3 separate regions of the Homo sapiens genome follow, and regions 2 and 3 are each linked to region 1. A link is a contact called in ENCODE Hi-C or POLR2A ChIA-PET data. All regions are on one chromosome and are shown on one strand. The core of a region is the stretch at or near the end of the contact, and the rest is flanking DNA. Distances in the headings are between cores, read along the strand shown.

Evidence for each region. Hi-C counts contacts between places; a loop is a spot of excess contacts on that map. ChIA-PET counts read pairs that join two places held with the same protein, here RNA polymerase II (POLR2A). Pooled maps may share reads with other maps.
Region 2: a map with no recorded cell type shows a loop between it and region 1 (2.4-fold over the local background). The contact joins two enhancer-like sites. A Hi-C loop is called at or near these places in 3 of 168 maps with a recorded cell type or tissue (Caco-2, IMR-90 and PC-3), 3 of 37 single-sample maps with no recorded cell type and 5 of 50 pooled maps. POLR2A ChIA-PET finds 5 or more read pairs at or near these places in 1 of 52 experiments (OCI-LY7).
Region 3: a loop to region 1 is called in a map of PC-3, with 4 times the contacts of the local background. The contact joins two enhancer-like sites. A Hi-C loop is called at or near these places in 3 of 168 maps with a recorded cell type or tissue (GM12878, PC-3 and endothelial cell of umbilical vein), 1 of 37 single-sample maps with no recorded cell type and 4 of 50 pooled maps.

What each region holds. Positions count from the first base shown.
Region 1 is chr13:109,144,223-109,149,307 of GRCh38, reverse strand. All of the region lies in intron 32 of MYO16 (myosin XVI), which reads right to left. LOC105370356 (a long non-coding RNA gene) reads left to right here. Exons shown (of 5, transcript XR_931717.3): 3 at 163-260; 4 at 547-726; 5 at 2,139-2,351. Among named protein-coding and RNA genes, the nearest start is that of MYO16-AS1, 21 kb to the left of the region's middle. Within about 2 kb of position 1,932, at least 4 of the 41 ENCODE cell types and tissues checked have a DNase peak (open chromatin) inside an H3K27ac peak, as active enhancers do.
Region 2 is chr13:109,573,436-109,578,520 of GRCh38, reverse strand. No RefSeq gene overlaps it. Among named protein-coding and RNA genes, the nearest start is that of LINC00676, 150 kb to the left of the region's middle. Within about 2 kb of position 2,125, at least 3 of the 41 ENCODE cell types and tissues checked have a DNase peak (open chromatin) inside an H3K27ac peak, as active enhancers do.
Region 3 is chr13:109,492,240-109,497,324 of GRCh38, reverse strand. No RefSeq gene overlaps it. Among named protein-coding and RNA genes, the nearest start is that of LINC00399, 94 kb to the right of the region's middle. Within about 2 kb of position 2,269, at least 4 of the 41 ENCODE cell types and tissues checked have a DNase peak (open chromatin) inside an H3K27ac peak, as active enhancers do.

The DNA of each region.
Region 1 (5,085 bases), core at 683-3,182:
TCAACAGGAGAGAGCCACTTACAAATAGCTGTTTATATTATGACCAGGATGCCATTAACACGTCACAGTGTATATCTGAGTATTTCCCATTATACGTATGCACCTAGAAGCGCTGCTATGGTTTTTGTTCATTTTCTTCCTCTGGCTCTTTGCACTTTGTAGGAAAGATCCTAAGAGTTAATGCTGAATTCCTATGTGACAGAAGAGAAACAATGGAGATAATTCAGAGCCTTGTCATCAAGCTAACAAGGAGCTTCCAGGTACAAAGCCTATCAGGCTCTGATTCCATGCAAGGAAAGTCATTTTCTCCTCCTTCTTCCTCAAAAATGCATGGCTATATTCTAAAGGAACCACACACCCTGAAGTTTCATGTCTCAACCTATATTCATCCATTGGCCTGCAGTGTCTATTACCCTGACTTCTGCACCTAGAGAGCTCCATCCACCCATCATCCGCCTCTAACATTCCTCTTGCCCTTCTGCCAGCTCTGGTTGCAAGGCCCTCAGATTCTCTCAGGCATTTACCTCTTTCTTCTTCTGGCTGCAGAAAATGCCGTGTGTGCACATCTCCTGCAGCGGCTCCTCACTTTTCCCACGTCACTGACATTTTGGGAGGATCCGATAAAGCTTATGAAGCCTCTGCCCAAACAAGTGGCATGTATACCATGGGGGCTCATGGGCCACTTGGAGCTCAACTACGAATCCACGAGTGGTTTATGGCCCTCAGGTTAGAAATTCTCTCCTCTTTGGAATTTCTTTCACTGAAAGTGGATGCACCTTCTGTCTCTTATATGGTCTGTGAGAGGGCAGAGGCAATGCCAGATTTGTTTATCAGTGTTTTGGATTTCCAGTAGCAATCCCTGTGCTTACATTAAGTACATGCTTATTGGATGACTGTAAGGGAATTAGCTCCACAAGTTAGTGCAAGTCTGGTTTATAGGCCTCCTGCTTGCACAATTTCCCTGTATGAATTATTGGGCATTTATATAGAGAAAGCGCTACAAGTTGTGAGAAAAATGTCACAAACATTCACAACAAATCCTTAGGCATTAAAAATATATATTTCTAATTAATATAGGGAACAAAGAGCTTTGTGCTCTTAACATAGATAAATTTGGTTACTGATACATTTATTAACATTGAAAGTTCATTTCGAAGTGTAGATGAACACAGTATTATTTCTACTAGACATTTAGGGGATTAAAAACAATGAAATATATAGCTGCAAGTCTCAGGCACAAGCACTCTTGGCTACTACAGAGAGGCAAAGAAATTAGAAAAAAAATCCTTTTCTTCCAAAGAGACATATTCTCTTCTTGTCAAGCCCAGGTCTATTAACATGGCAAAGGAAGAAACTTCACACAGCTCCTGCTTGCTTAATGTCCACTTAGTGATAAATGGAGACCCCCCTTCTCTGGGGGTGTTAATCTAGTTTCCCCAAAGGACTTACTCGTTTGGAAAATGAGGAAAATTATGCATTGATTTAAAATGGTTCTGGAATGCAGAGGAGCGCCCCACTTTGTATGAGACAAGAATTCAGACAGTCACAGATCATCAGCAGAAGAGCACCTCAGTAAATTATCTTCCACACTTTTTCTAATTTTCATGAGCACTCCCACCCCCAACTCCCCACACACAAATAAATCACTGTGGGGAGAAATCATCAAGGGGAGTGAAAAAGATTTAACTGCTTCAGACAGGATAAAACACTACAAGACCCGCACATAGGCAAGAAGCCTGGGGGATGCTAAGCTCTGCATCCCATTATGGGATGTCAAGATTTGCATAAGGCAGACTAATGTCTCATACTTCAGTCTCGTTTCGATGTGTCAGAGAATAAATGACGATAATGTTGGAACTTCTGTTTCAAACATCAGGAGCAGAGAATAGCAATTTGCACACACCGTCCTGGAGCACATCCCAGGTTTCCATGAGTAATTCAGGGGCATTTGAGTCATTGTAAAGCATCCTGCATCTTGTCGCTAAACAATGAATGGGTAACTGCACTTGATTTGGCATAGAAACATCTGAAACCCATATGATATTGACTTAGGATGCAATTGCGTGTCTTTGAATTTTGATCTTTCATAGTTAGTTCTACCTGATATAATATTTAGAATCTTTTTTTTTTTTCTGTAGTAGAAGGGGCTGTCTGCAAGTGTTCCCTTGGAGAAATTTGCAGAGTCACATTGCTTGGTGGAATGCTAGCCCAAGAATTATTTTGTTTGTGTCGTGAAAAATGACGCCCTGGCTTCGAGAATCAGGCTTTTGTCATGAATAGCAGCTTCATGCTCGTGAAGACTGAAATGGATTGATTGGTTTGAGTACTTATTAAAATGCCTTAAGAATAAATGTTTTTTTCTTCTTAAAGAACATCTATGATAAAATATTTATAAATATTTAAATATATATTATTTAAATGGTTTGACATTGGTTTTCTTTTTTCTCTTTCTTTTTTTCTTTCTCTTTTTCTCTTTCTCTCTTTCTTTCTTTCTCTCTTCTTTCTTTCTTTCTGGGCAGTGTATTGCTCTGTGGTCTAACCTGGAGTGTAGTGGAGCAACCACGGCCACTGTAGCCTCCACTTCCCAGGCTCAAGCGATCTGCCCACCTCAGCCTCTCAAGTAGCTGGGACCGCAGGCACATGCCACCATGCCTGGCTATTTTATTATCATTATTGTTTTTTTTGTAGAGACAAGGCCTGGTTAGCTACTTTGCCAGGGCTAGTCCTGAACACCTGGGCTCAAGCGATCCTTCCACCTCAACCTCCCAAAGGGCTTGGATTATAGGCATGAACCACCATGCCTGGCTGATTTGACATTGGGATGCACTTAAAAATGATCCAGTGCCAGAGGAGGGAAATGGGCAGGAGTAGAGATGAAATAGGATGGGCCACAGAGAAGGTTCATTAATCTATTCTTTATACTTTTGTCTATGTTTGAAATTTTCCATAAGGAAAACTTGAAAAACAATTATTTTGTAAACAAATGGCCCTATGGAATAAAAGTATATTGTAAAAAAATTGTTTATAAAATACTCTCACTCCAAACTCATAATGTTCTTATTCAGAATATTTATGTAATCAAATAAAATATTTGAAATTAATAGTGACTTCCATTTAGCTTATGTGATCCTTATTAAGTAAAAATGCCACAAGAGCTAGTTCTATCAAATAGATTTGTATGTCAAACTGCTCTTTTATAGGTAAATTTTACCTCAAACAACTATTTAATAGCCACCTACTATATGCAAAGAAATACTGTACATTACAGCTTTTTTGTTGACATCATTTTTAGTACCTGTTTATAACTTATAAGCTAAGGATGCACTGTATCAGAATGTAATAAAACTGAATTTTTAAAAAATATTTTGAGTCTGATTTTCGTTAATTCGGCCTGGCTGTCTTCCACTTTCTTCTCCAGATTTCTGAGATGTACTGCATTTTTTGTCAAGACCCTGTCTTCCTGATCTTTTTCAGTGAGTAGAGAATAACATGCTCATGTGATTTCACTTTATTCTGGATAAACTCAACCAGACGCTGAGATGCCATTCAGAGCAATGGAGCACCCTAGTGGCCTAAAGGAGCCAAGGACTCTCATTCACCATTTGAATCGGGTCTCATAGTTTTTGAAACCAAGCAACTAGAAATAATTAGCATAATAATATTAGCCACATCATCACATGAGATGGAAAAAAATGTTGTGAATTAATGGGATCTTTATGTCTAGAATGGAACAGACAATTAAACATTTAGTCAATATTAATTTTAAGGGCCAAGTAGCCTAGACACTGTATCCCAGAATTATACATACCCATCATCAGTATAAAGTTCATTTGGCATTCTTGAGTTTATGGGAAAATTCTCTTCAACTAAACTCTTATGACTATTACTCGTTGCCCCTCAGTGAACAAATATTAATTTTAAAAGACTTTTTTTTTTTCTGTCTCTTTTTCTCTTGCTGTCTGAGCAGCATTGCATAGGTAGCTAGGGGAAGAGACTCTAGAGACAGAGTTACTGCACTCAAGTCATTCTCTGTCCCGCACGAGCACAGCAGCTTTGAGCAAGTAGATTAATCTCCCTGTGCCCCAGTTTTTCCACCTGTAAAATGGAGATAAGTGGAGAAGATGCCTTATAGTGTTGTGAGAATTAGATGACTCAGACAATGCCTGGCACAGTAAGCACTACAATTCCTTGCTGCAAATATTTCTTCTCAGACTGCAGTCACATCCATCATCTGCACAATCATATCTTTCTTATATGTGTGTCCACCACTCTTAGAATCTGCATGGTTTTGTATACTTCAAATTGCATATCCAAGAATCTATAGAAAATGAACTGGTTTGGGCAACATAGAATTTGTGAAATCCTACATATAAGGCTATGGAATAGTAATGGAGTAGAATTACGCAAGAAACAACCTTGCTTCCTATACACAACTCACTGTACATTATAGCACATTATATTTCAACCAGAAATAACTAAAGCAGTGAATTACTGAGCAGTTTAATCTCCTCGATGTCATTGTTCCAAACAGCCAAGGAGAACATTTTGAACCTTTCTGCAAAATTTGTGCAATAATTTTCTCCTATGAAAATTGAACAAAAAATGAACTTTAGTTAATTTAAGGACCCTGAAGGGTAAATTAGCCACACACTGTATTATTTGGTAAGAAAGCTATTTCACGGTGAAAATAAAAATGTCTTTAAGCATAAAGAAGGTAAAGTAAAAGATTTAAAACTTGAAAGAAATTCCATAAAAGTCATTGAATTCATTCAGAAGAAAATGGATTACTAACCTCAGGATCAAACTGTGTAAACTTTAATAGTCATATAACCAGCCCCAGTGCTGAGCACCAGCACTGAATGCTTTTCCTTCCATAGCTTATGTTTAACCTCTCCTACATTCTAAAAGAATGGCCTGAACTATCCATGAGAACATGATATCCGAACTTGTAAACTTATTTCCCTCATCACAGCCCATAAAGAATTATACATTTGGCCGGGCATGGTGGTTCACGTCTGTAATCCCAGCACTTTGGGAGGCTGAGGCGGGCAGATCACCTGAGGTCAGGAGTTCAAGACCAGCCTG
Region 2 (5,085 bases), core at 876-3,375, 430 kb before region 1:
CATTCAGTTATCCCTGAGGATGCTGCCATCAGTAAAATCTAGCTCCATTCAGAGCCATTTTTATAATCACTTCCAAAAATATCCCTTGACTTTATGATTGCACTTCCTTTAACACTATGAACAAATTGTATTTAGCTTTAGACCTGACCACATTTACTACACTAGCATCACGGTCTTTAACTGCTTTCAAAAATCATACTTACACTAAAAGTTTGAAAACTTCATGCATTCAGGATATCCAGAAGATGCTACATTCTCTGAAGATAATTTTTAAAAAATGAGTTCCAAGGATGTTTTGAACAGTGGAAGGACAACTGAATTAAAGGCATGGTCTACCAGGTGATTACATTGCCTTTGGTGAATTAGGTTGAAAGCATTTGAGTTCCTATGTTTGTAGTTTTTAAAAGACAGCTGTATTAGTCCATTTTCACACTTATATATAAGTAACTTAGAAAAGAGGTTTAATGGACTCACAGTTCCACTTGGCTGGGGAGGCCTCAGGAAACTCACAATCATTGCTGAATGGGAAGCACACTCCTCGGAGAAGTATTGCTGGTGCCTATCTGGCATGGAGGGAGGGGAGAGAAAGAGCAAGGTGGGAAGTGCCAGTTTTAAACCATCAGATCTCATGAGAACTCACTCACTCACTGTCATGAGAACAGCATGGAGGAAACCCACCCCCATGATCCAGTCACCTCCCACCAGGTCCCTCCGTCAACTCATGGGGATTACAATTTGAGATGAGATTTGAGTGGGGACACAGAGCCAAACCACATCAACATCTTATATCATGTAGTTGTCTACCTACGTGAGTAAAGAGAAAGGGGTGGGTACCAATACCTACAGAGTGGCCAGGTGTGTAGCTCTCGTTCTCTGTCAGATTTTGAGAAGCCTGCTTATGACTGGACTTGTGTAACTGTCTCCAGCCTGTCCCAGTCATGGGCCAGTCCAGCAAGATTCTGGGGGCAGCCAATGGCTGGATCCTTCCCACTTTCTAAAAATGAAATAAAAAACAGATTGCCCCTCCACTGGGTTCCTGGGAAGACATCCAGCAGCCCTTTGGGATGGCCTATGGACTGGCAATTGTTGTAAAAATAAGCACATGCTGTCTCAGGGCATGAATGGAGTCAGGTTGGCTTAACTGGAAATAAACACAGTGAACCTTGAGAAATCTTATATCCTCTTCCTCTTTTGGTTTTCCTTTTGGCAGGTTTTCATGGGAATCTGTATTTATTTGTTGAGGGCAGATCTTTCTGTTCATAGTGAATTGAGAAGGATAAATAGGAGGAAGAGGTAGATAAAAGGGGCAGGTAAGATCTCACCGATAAATGTCGGTGGGTCTAAAATTTTGATAGCCCAGTGCATTTTTATCTGTGGACTTAACATCCTTTCAAAATAAGTTTTAATCTCATCAGGTTTTTTAAAAATCAAACAATCATATATGATGATGCTGAAGCTAGTAATAATGACCAACATTAGTAATCATTTTAAGAGCAGGCTGCTAATTCATGGCTTTATATTTTTTTCTTCAGATTTTTCACACTTTAGCATTCAGGGGACATTATCTCATTTTAACTCAAAGCAATCTGAAGGAGTAGATGGGAGGCCCATTATTATTTCTTGATGGTGGAATGTAACTGAGACTCAGAAAAGTTCAAGGACTTGCCCAAGGTCTCAAGGCTAAGGGGGATAAGCTGGGAAATGAAACCAGGACTTTTAACTCCAAACCCAAATTGCCTCTGTTCTCTCAAGATAGAGGTTATCTAGCATGCTTTGCCAAGTGGAATTTTCTAATCCACTCTGGTCCGAACACAGATGGATTATGTCAAGTCAATGACGTGTCTCTCTCTTAAACAAAACAATATCCTTCGCACTTGTCCCCTTGTGCGTAGATGGTGGCAAATGATTGTTTGCCAAGCCTTCTACCTCCTCCCTTTCTGTGTTCCATTGAGATCATGGAAATGCAAAGTAAATAGCCATGGAGTAAAATGCCTCCGAGAGTATTTATTTAAGAGTATTGTTCCAGGATATGCACGAAGATAAAGACTTTATGTAATGAATGAGTGACTCAGGAGGCCAAACACCAAGGAGTTATATTCTGTACCCAGCAATGTCCTGGCCAGAGTGAGGTCACTATGTGCTCCCTCTGGACATGCCCTTAAAAAAGGATCACCTTGCCAAGCTAAAAGCCAGTCCTATCAATCACAGGGGTGGGCATGAGCTCAGGGAAAAGAGCATAGGAACAATTCTGGGCCATTGCTGGTTTGTCAAAATGTCAAGGTGGGAAGCAGGCAAAATGAAATCCATCCAAGAGGAAGCAGCGAGGGAGACTGCAGCCCACATGCGGGGCTCTCCTAGCAGAGAAGAGAAAAGGAAATAAATATCCTGGAAAGGGCAGGCATAGGTTTAATGACTGGGCCAGATGGTAGGAGGGACCAGGGCAGTGATGGTGGAATTCTGGCATTGGGAAACCCTGGCAGCAGAGAGCTTGCTCTTCATTTGGTTCCTCAAGGGCCCAGTCAAGGAATAGGGTTGGTTATGCTGTCACACAACCTCTCTATGAGCGTAGGAAAAGCACTACCTTCTGGGAGTCCAGTGTAATAGGTTTCAACATCACCCAGATCCCTATAGATGCAACAAACAAACAAACAAACAAAACACTAATAGCCTAATTTGGAAGCATGTCAAATAAAATGCTACAAAGCAGGAAGCACACAAATGTCTCTGCATATTTAATAATTATTGACTTTTTAAATTGGTTTTAAAATAAAAGCTTTCTGGATGAAATACAGATTTAAAAGGATTACTAGAAAGTGTGGCTTCAGTACCCCTACTTATTTTACATTAATTCTCCACTTTTATGCATTAAGCTCTACCATTCCGCTAATTTCCCATAAACATATATCTGCAGTGCAAATTGTTTTACCACTGAAAATGCCTCAGATGCAATCTACTGGCATCATGAACAGAATTTTTCATAAACAGCCCTGTTTATTCACTAACTGCATATGAAATAGACTGTAAGGTGCTCATGAAAAACGCAATCAGACAAGACACTGTCTTCTTCAGGGAGCCTGGCTTATTGTTTTACATAATAAGAACATAAAGAATTGCATTTTATTGATATGGGAACACATTTTATTGCTTTCTCTGATTTAACATCTTTACAAAATGTAGTGGATTAGACTCTCCATTTCATTAAAGTAAGATTACTGGCCCTGTTTCATGATAGCTTCTGATTTTTGAGGAAAGAAATGATCTTCCACATAGCTTTTTGTTAGTTAATTCTTATGGTAAGTAGCAATCATAAAATTGGCGTGGCACTCTCTTTGTAGAAATACATTAAAAAGCATGCATATTTTTATCTTTTTAAATTATTGTAACATCAAATCAGTATAATTAGCAAATTTACCACCTTGAACATTTATCATTTATTTGTGTTAAGAAGATTCAAACTTCCTTTTTCTAGCTATTTAAAAATATATGGTAAGTTGTTAACTGTAGTCACCATAAAGTTCTATAGAATGCTAGAATGTATTCCTCCTGGCTAGCTGAAATTTTGTATACTTTAACCAACCTCTCCCTCTAACCCTTCCCCTCTCAGTTCCCAGCTTTTAATATTTACCCTCTTCTTCTAGGAGATTAACTTCTTTAGTTTTCACATATGAGTGAGAAGTGGTGGTATTTTATCTCTCTGTGCCTTATTTTACTTAACATAATGCCTTCCAGGCTTATCTATGCTGCTGTGAATGACAAGATTTTTATTCCTTTTTTTGGCTGAATAGTACTCCATTGTGGATATGTACCATATTTTCATATTTTCTTTATTCATTCATCTGCTGATAGACAAGGTTAATTTGGTGTCTTGGTTATTTGTAGAAAGTGCTGCAAAAAACCAAAACCAAAACAAAACAATGGGAATGGAGATATCTCTTCGACACACTGATTTCATTTTCTTTGGATATATAGCCAGTAGTGGGATTGCTGGATAATATGGTTGTGATGGTTAATATTGAGTGTCAACTTGATTGGATTGAAGGAACCAAAGTATTGTTCCTGGTGTGTCTGTGAGGGTGTTGCCAAAGGAGATTAACATTTGAGTCAAGGGACTGAGAGAGGCAGCCTCGCCCTCAATCTGGGTGGGCACCATCTAATCAGCTGCCAGTGCAGCTAAAATAAAGCAGACAGGAGAAGGTGGAATGAGCAGACTCACTGAGTTTTCTGGTCTTCATCTTTCTCCCATGCTGGATGCTTCCTGCCCTTGAAAATCAGACTCAAAGTTCTTCAGCTTTTGGACTCTTGGACTTACACCAGTGATTTGCCAGGGGCTCTCAGGCCTTTGGCCACAGACTGAAGGCTGCACTGTTGGCTTCCCTACTTTGGGGTGTGGGGACTTGGACTGGCGTTTTTGCTCCTCAGCTTGCAGACAGCATATGGTGGGACTTCACCTTGTGATCACGTGAATCAATTCTCCTAACAAACTCACCTTCATATATTCATCTATCCTATTAGTTCTGTCCCTTTAGAGAACCCTGGCTGATACAATAGTAGTTCTATTTTTAGTTCTTGAAGAACCTCTATGTTGTTGTTTTTTTTTTTTAATAATGGCTGTACTAATTTACATTCCCACCTACAGTACATAAGAGTTTCTCTTTCTCTGTACCCTCTCTAGCATTTATTTTTTGTCTTTTTGATAACAGTCATCTTAAGTGAGATGATAGCTCATTGTGGTTTTGATTTGCTTTATAGTCATGTTGAGCACTTTTCATATACTTGTTGGCCATTTGTGTGTCATCTTTTAAGTGATATCTATTTAGATCTTTCACAGAATTAAGTTCCTTATATATTCTGGATATTAATCCCTTGTCAGATGAATAGTTTGAAAATATATTCTTCCATTCTGTAAGTTGTCTCTTTGCTCTGTTGATTACATCCTTTGCTGTGTAGAATCTTTTTAGTTTGATGTAATCCCATTTGTCTATTTTTGGTTTTGTTGCCTGTGCTTTTGAGTCTTATTCATAAAATTTTTTGCCCATACCAATGTTCTGAAGCATTTTTCCTATGTTTTCTTCTAGTAGTTTCATA
Region 3 (5,085 bases), core at 1,020-3,519, 350 kb before region 1:
TATTATTTCAACCATTTTCAGCTTGCTTAATGGCTTGAAGCCTGTTAATAAGGTTGTGTGTGTGTGTGTGTGTGTGTGTGTGTGTGTGTGAGAGAGAGAGAGAGAGAGAGAGACACAGAGACAGAGGCAGAAAACGAGATGTTTTCTCCTTTCCCTCTCACCTTCTCTGCTTTCATTTTTATCCTCATTTATTTTAAAAATGTATACAAATTATCCACATTTATTTTCTGTCAGATTTTGGGTACCGAATAAGCCAAGAGGGCATACTGCTTACTGTGCCACCTCACATCCAGACTCAGGTTGATAGGAATTCATGTGACACACTCTCCACAGGTCCCTAGACAGGTGGTTCTTTAATAAGTCAGCCCTAGGTGGACCACTCTTGGGTTTTTCTCTTTCTGAACATCTTCCTGCCTCCAGTGGAGCTCTCTTTACTTCAATCCAAAAGCATGGAATAAATACCCACCAAGGTTTAATTACTAAAGCAGGAACAATAAAATCGAGACTTTTCCCTGAAACACTGAAGACATAATTGAAACCAACTGTGCCCTAGAAGCTTAGGTAACTTTCACAATGCATTCCTTATATGATGTGTAGAAAGAAAACTTTTTGTCTTTTATCTTTTTTCAAAGGCAGAGACAGAACAAAGATATTATGCTCACAAAATCAACTTCTGTGAGTGGGGTACTTCATGTTTTTATCGTGGATCTAGTGTTACCATTTAGAAAGTTCAAATGGTAGAGGACAAGCCTGCAGTTGTAAACGTGTGCTTCCAAGAAACCCACCAGGATGCGGTCAGGAGAGGAAGAGCGTTTTTGTGAAGCACATTCTAAAAGCTTATAGCCAGTCCAAGCCATGACACCCTTTGCCATGTGAGCATGGCCACATCAGTGTTACGCTGTATTGTCCTCTTCCGAGTCCTCGCCGCTCTTTGAATTTACCCTGGGGATTATTCACTCATTTATTTTTTGGAGAGGCAACACCCTTCCTTTCATGGCCAAGTGGAATGTAAGCTCTAGGAGAACTTGATTCTTACTACATTTCTGCTTCTCTCTAATGTTTGGGACATAATAGATGCTCCTTAAGTAAATGCTGAATGAATGATGAGCAGAAACAATTTGAGTGCTGGGGTCCTTTAGAGCACACACTAGAACAAATAACAAAGTCCAGCTTGCCAATCAGCTTGCTATTAAACCACCACGAGTCCATTAATTTCTGTAAGCTGCAGACCGTCTGAACATAAAATAACTCATTTCATAATTTAGCCCCAAATACCTCAAAAGAGAAGTATGAGAAAAATGTAATTGGTCTGGAAACTTACCTGCGGGAAATTCAGTTCATTTATTGCAATGGCTGGGGTGAGAAATTCTGGAAAATTGGTGCATAATTTTAAACCAATTCACCCATGTTTAATTCAAACTCACATAATCTCATGAAGAAATATGAGGGAAAATAGATTAAACTATCATCAGCCAATGAATTGGCTTAATTATATTATTATATATTAATCATATTAGTTATTATAGTATATATGGAGAATAATTAATGAGAAGCAGTGACTTCTTTAGAGGGAACAACGCTCCATAATCCATTGTGTACTTTGTTATTGCCCTGGTTAGATACTCTTTTAAAATAAATCATACATATTAAATTATTTTATAAGGCCAGCATTAAAATGAGAAGCATTTATTACATTCAAACATTGGTAACATTATTCTGCTTTGCAATGTGTGCTACATTATTTGCCTCCTCTCCCCACACAGCATGAGTAAAGACAAGTGGAAGGACAAAGATAAAATCACCTCAGATTCTATGCTGTCCCCTTTACCCCACAGGAAAAGTCTAAGTTCTCAAAATGAATGTTTCTCCAATAAAATAACATTTTTTGCAAGGTGAGCAGACATCGCTAATGCACTATGAACACCCCATTGGCAATATATTAGTTTTATGCTAGCTTTTAATGTTTGTGGCTAAAATCAAGTTGATATTTCTTCACAAATACAGCACTTTATATCCTCAGCTTTATGAGCTAACTGACGTCAATCTACTGTGATTAATAGCCGGAGATTAAAAATAAATTGTTTTTGAATAGTGTGCCATTATAGCATCTAAAATATCCCCAGAAATCATAAACAGGGGCGGCCAGGGCCAGTCTCTGTCTGCATCTGCGATGAGACATCCCTTTGTCACCCTTTCCGGTCTGTAAAGCCTTCTAGAAAACACAACTTCTGTGAAATCTAGGTTGTCAGCATGAAAAGCAAATTGGCAGAACACAGGGTTCTGTTGCTAAGCGATCCCTGGCAAATACGATACGTGTACATTATAGCACTTGATGACACCATCAGGAGAGAAGAGAGGTCTCCAGCTTGATGGAAATGTACAGTTTCCGAGAGATGAGGGGCAGCAGGGAGAGCGGGGTGGGAGGGTCAGCCCCGCTTGCCTGAGAGGCCAGGTCTGGGGCTGCTGTGGTTCTATTTTGTGAGTGGTCACCTTAATTGGGAAATAGGTGGACATTGTATTTAATCTTCAGGGTGTCAGTATTCTCTGCTTGTGTCTAGGCTTGCCTCATTTTTGAAAGGAAGAGAGTGATGATTCTGCTGTTTCCATTCATTAGTGCGTCAGAGGGGCGATTTAGTCATAGCCATGTGCCCAGGTGAGCAGCAGTTTACAGGGATTCTTGAGAGCAAAAGAAAAGGGGAAACATGTATTTAATAATACTGCATGTGCTGGAGGAAGCATCTGGTAAAATGCCGGGGATGTGGTGAATTTCAATCCCAAATTCTATCCAATTAAAGAGCTGCAAGAGGCTCTGAGATCAGCTGGCCCAATCTCCTCAATTTGCAGGTGGGGAAACCAAGGGGCAGAGAGGTTAAATGGTGGCCCAAGGTCACACAGATGACCCATGGTCCACTGCCACCCTAGTCCAGCCTTATTTATTTATTTATTTATTTATTTATTTATTTTTGAGATGGAGTCTCGCTCTGTCGCCCAGGCTGGAGTGCAGCAAGGCGATCTCGGCTCGCTGTAAGCTCCGCCTCTTGGGTTCACGCCATTCTCCTGCCTCAGCCTCCCGAGTAGCTGGGACCACAGGCGCCCGCCACCATGCCCGGCTAATTTTTTTGTAATTTTTTGTATTTTTTAGTAGAGACGGGGTTTCACCGTGTTAGCCAGGATGGTCTCGATCTCCTGACCTCGTGATGCGCCCGCCTCGGCCTCCCAAAGTGCTGGGATTACAGGCGTGAGCCACCGCGCCAGGCCAAGTCCAGGCTTTAAGTCTTTCCAGGGCATCCTGGGTGACGCGGTGATGTCTCTGTGAATAAGCTACACAATAGAATAGACACAGTGACCTTCAAGAATTGTAGAACCTTCATTTATCATCTCTTTAATGTCAAGTAAGGTTACCCTTAGTGATACAGCACAGACACAAATTAAGAGAAATTAAGACAAAATCAAATGAAAGATTTGACTGCAGTATTGCCAGCTGTGATTAGGTGGAGTTGTCTCAACCCTTTCGTGTGCTCTCTTCTCTCCACTGGCTTGGTTGTGGATATTATCCCTTGCTTTTAACTAAATCAGTCATATTTTCTGGGCCATAATTCCAAATTAGAATGCACACCTTCATCCAGGTATTGCAATGCTTCAACCTGACAGGTATGCCCATTATGGCAGTAGGTCTCTTTCTCCATTTTTACTTATTAACTTTACATTCTTAGTTATGTCTGCCTCTGTGTAACTGTCGAATGATCATGCCATGAGAAGTTCCCCAGGATGGTCAGTAGTTAGGAAATTTGACAAGAATAATCAGAAACTTACAATACTGATGGAGAAAACATTTCAGAACAATATATTATTCTGAAATCGAGACATTCTGTAGTATAACAACAGGGGCCTGACAGTTAAAAAGTGTGTCCAACATCCATATCATTTCAATGAGGAATACTTCACCAGATTTAAAAAAAACCCCAGCATGTTAGAAAGCCTCATATAGTTCTTAATACTCCATAATTGACACTTAAAATTGTCTTGTGAAATGACTTACTATGTTTAAAGTGCTTAGTAAAATAAATATTTCTTATTTCTTCATCTGTAAAATTAGGATAATAAGAATAACTACCTCCAAGGGTAGTTGTGATAATGAAATGAAATCTGTAGGTAAAGTGAATATGCACAGTAATTATTAGCTAATATGATGCTGATGCTCATAATGGCCTTTCATTTAGTGAACTAAGAGGGATTTTGGAGTCTATATTAATATCAGATAAATCATCAATCACCCTATCCTCACTAGTTTCCTGTTATCCAGATTATCCCTTTTATTAAAAAAAGAGAAGATTTCTGGAAGAAAAGTGTGCCTAACTTGCAGATATATATTCAGCAGACTCCAGCCTGGGGCCTTCTGTTCCTTCCTGAGTACCTCAGACCTGTTTCTTCATCAGTCACATTTGACCTAAATCTCTGTGACCATATCACATAGTTATACATTTTATGTCAATAAAAAAGTTTGTCATAGCCTAATAGCATTTTCTATCTCCTATGGGCAGGTAAATAGGAACCATTGCACACTTTAGTTTTCAAGTCAAATAGTTTATGCCAGCAATGGAAAACTGTAATGGGATCAATGAATTTGCCACTATTTTCAATTTACCTATAATGTGCATTATCAAATCTCATAAAGACTGTTTGGCTGTAATCACAGTCTTCAACTGAAAAAACTAGCTTCTACCATCACAAAAATCACTGGCTTGGTGTTTCTGTGCACAGGAGCCAGTTACAAGTTTAAGCCTCAGTTATCACTGCTGATTTAAAATTTCATGGCTAAGATTTGAAAAACCATCAGAATTTAGCGGAGTTAATATTTGTAAATAATAATTATTATTTTCTTTACTTTGTACAAAGACCTCATAAAAAGGAGTTTCTCTGCTTGAAAGTGCTATTGGTTTAGGATAATTGTATAAATGTTTACTCACAAGGTGTGAGGAAGACAGACAAGATGAGAGCAAGAGGGAGGTGCGGCCTTAGGAGAGGAAGTCACGTTTAGCCATTAACTTTTTCAGAACTGTCGAGTGACAGATTTTCTTTGTTGCC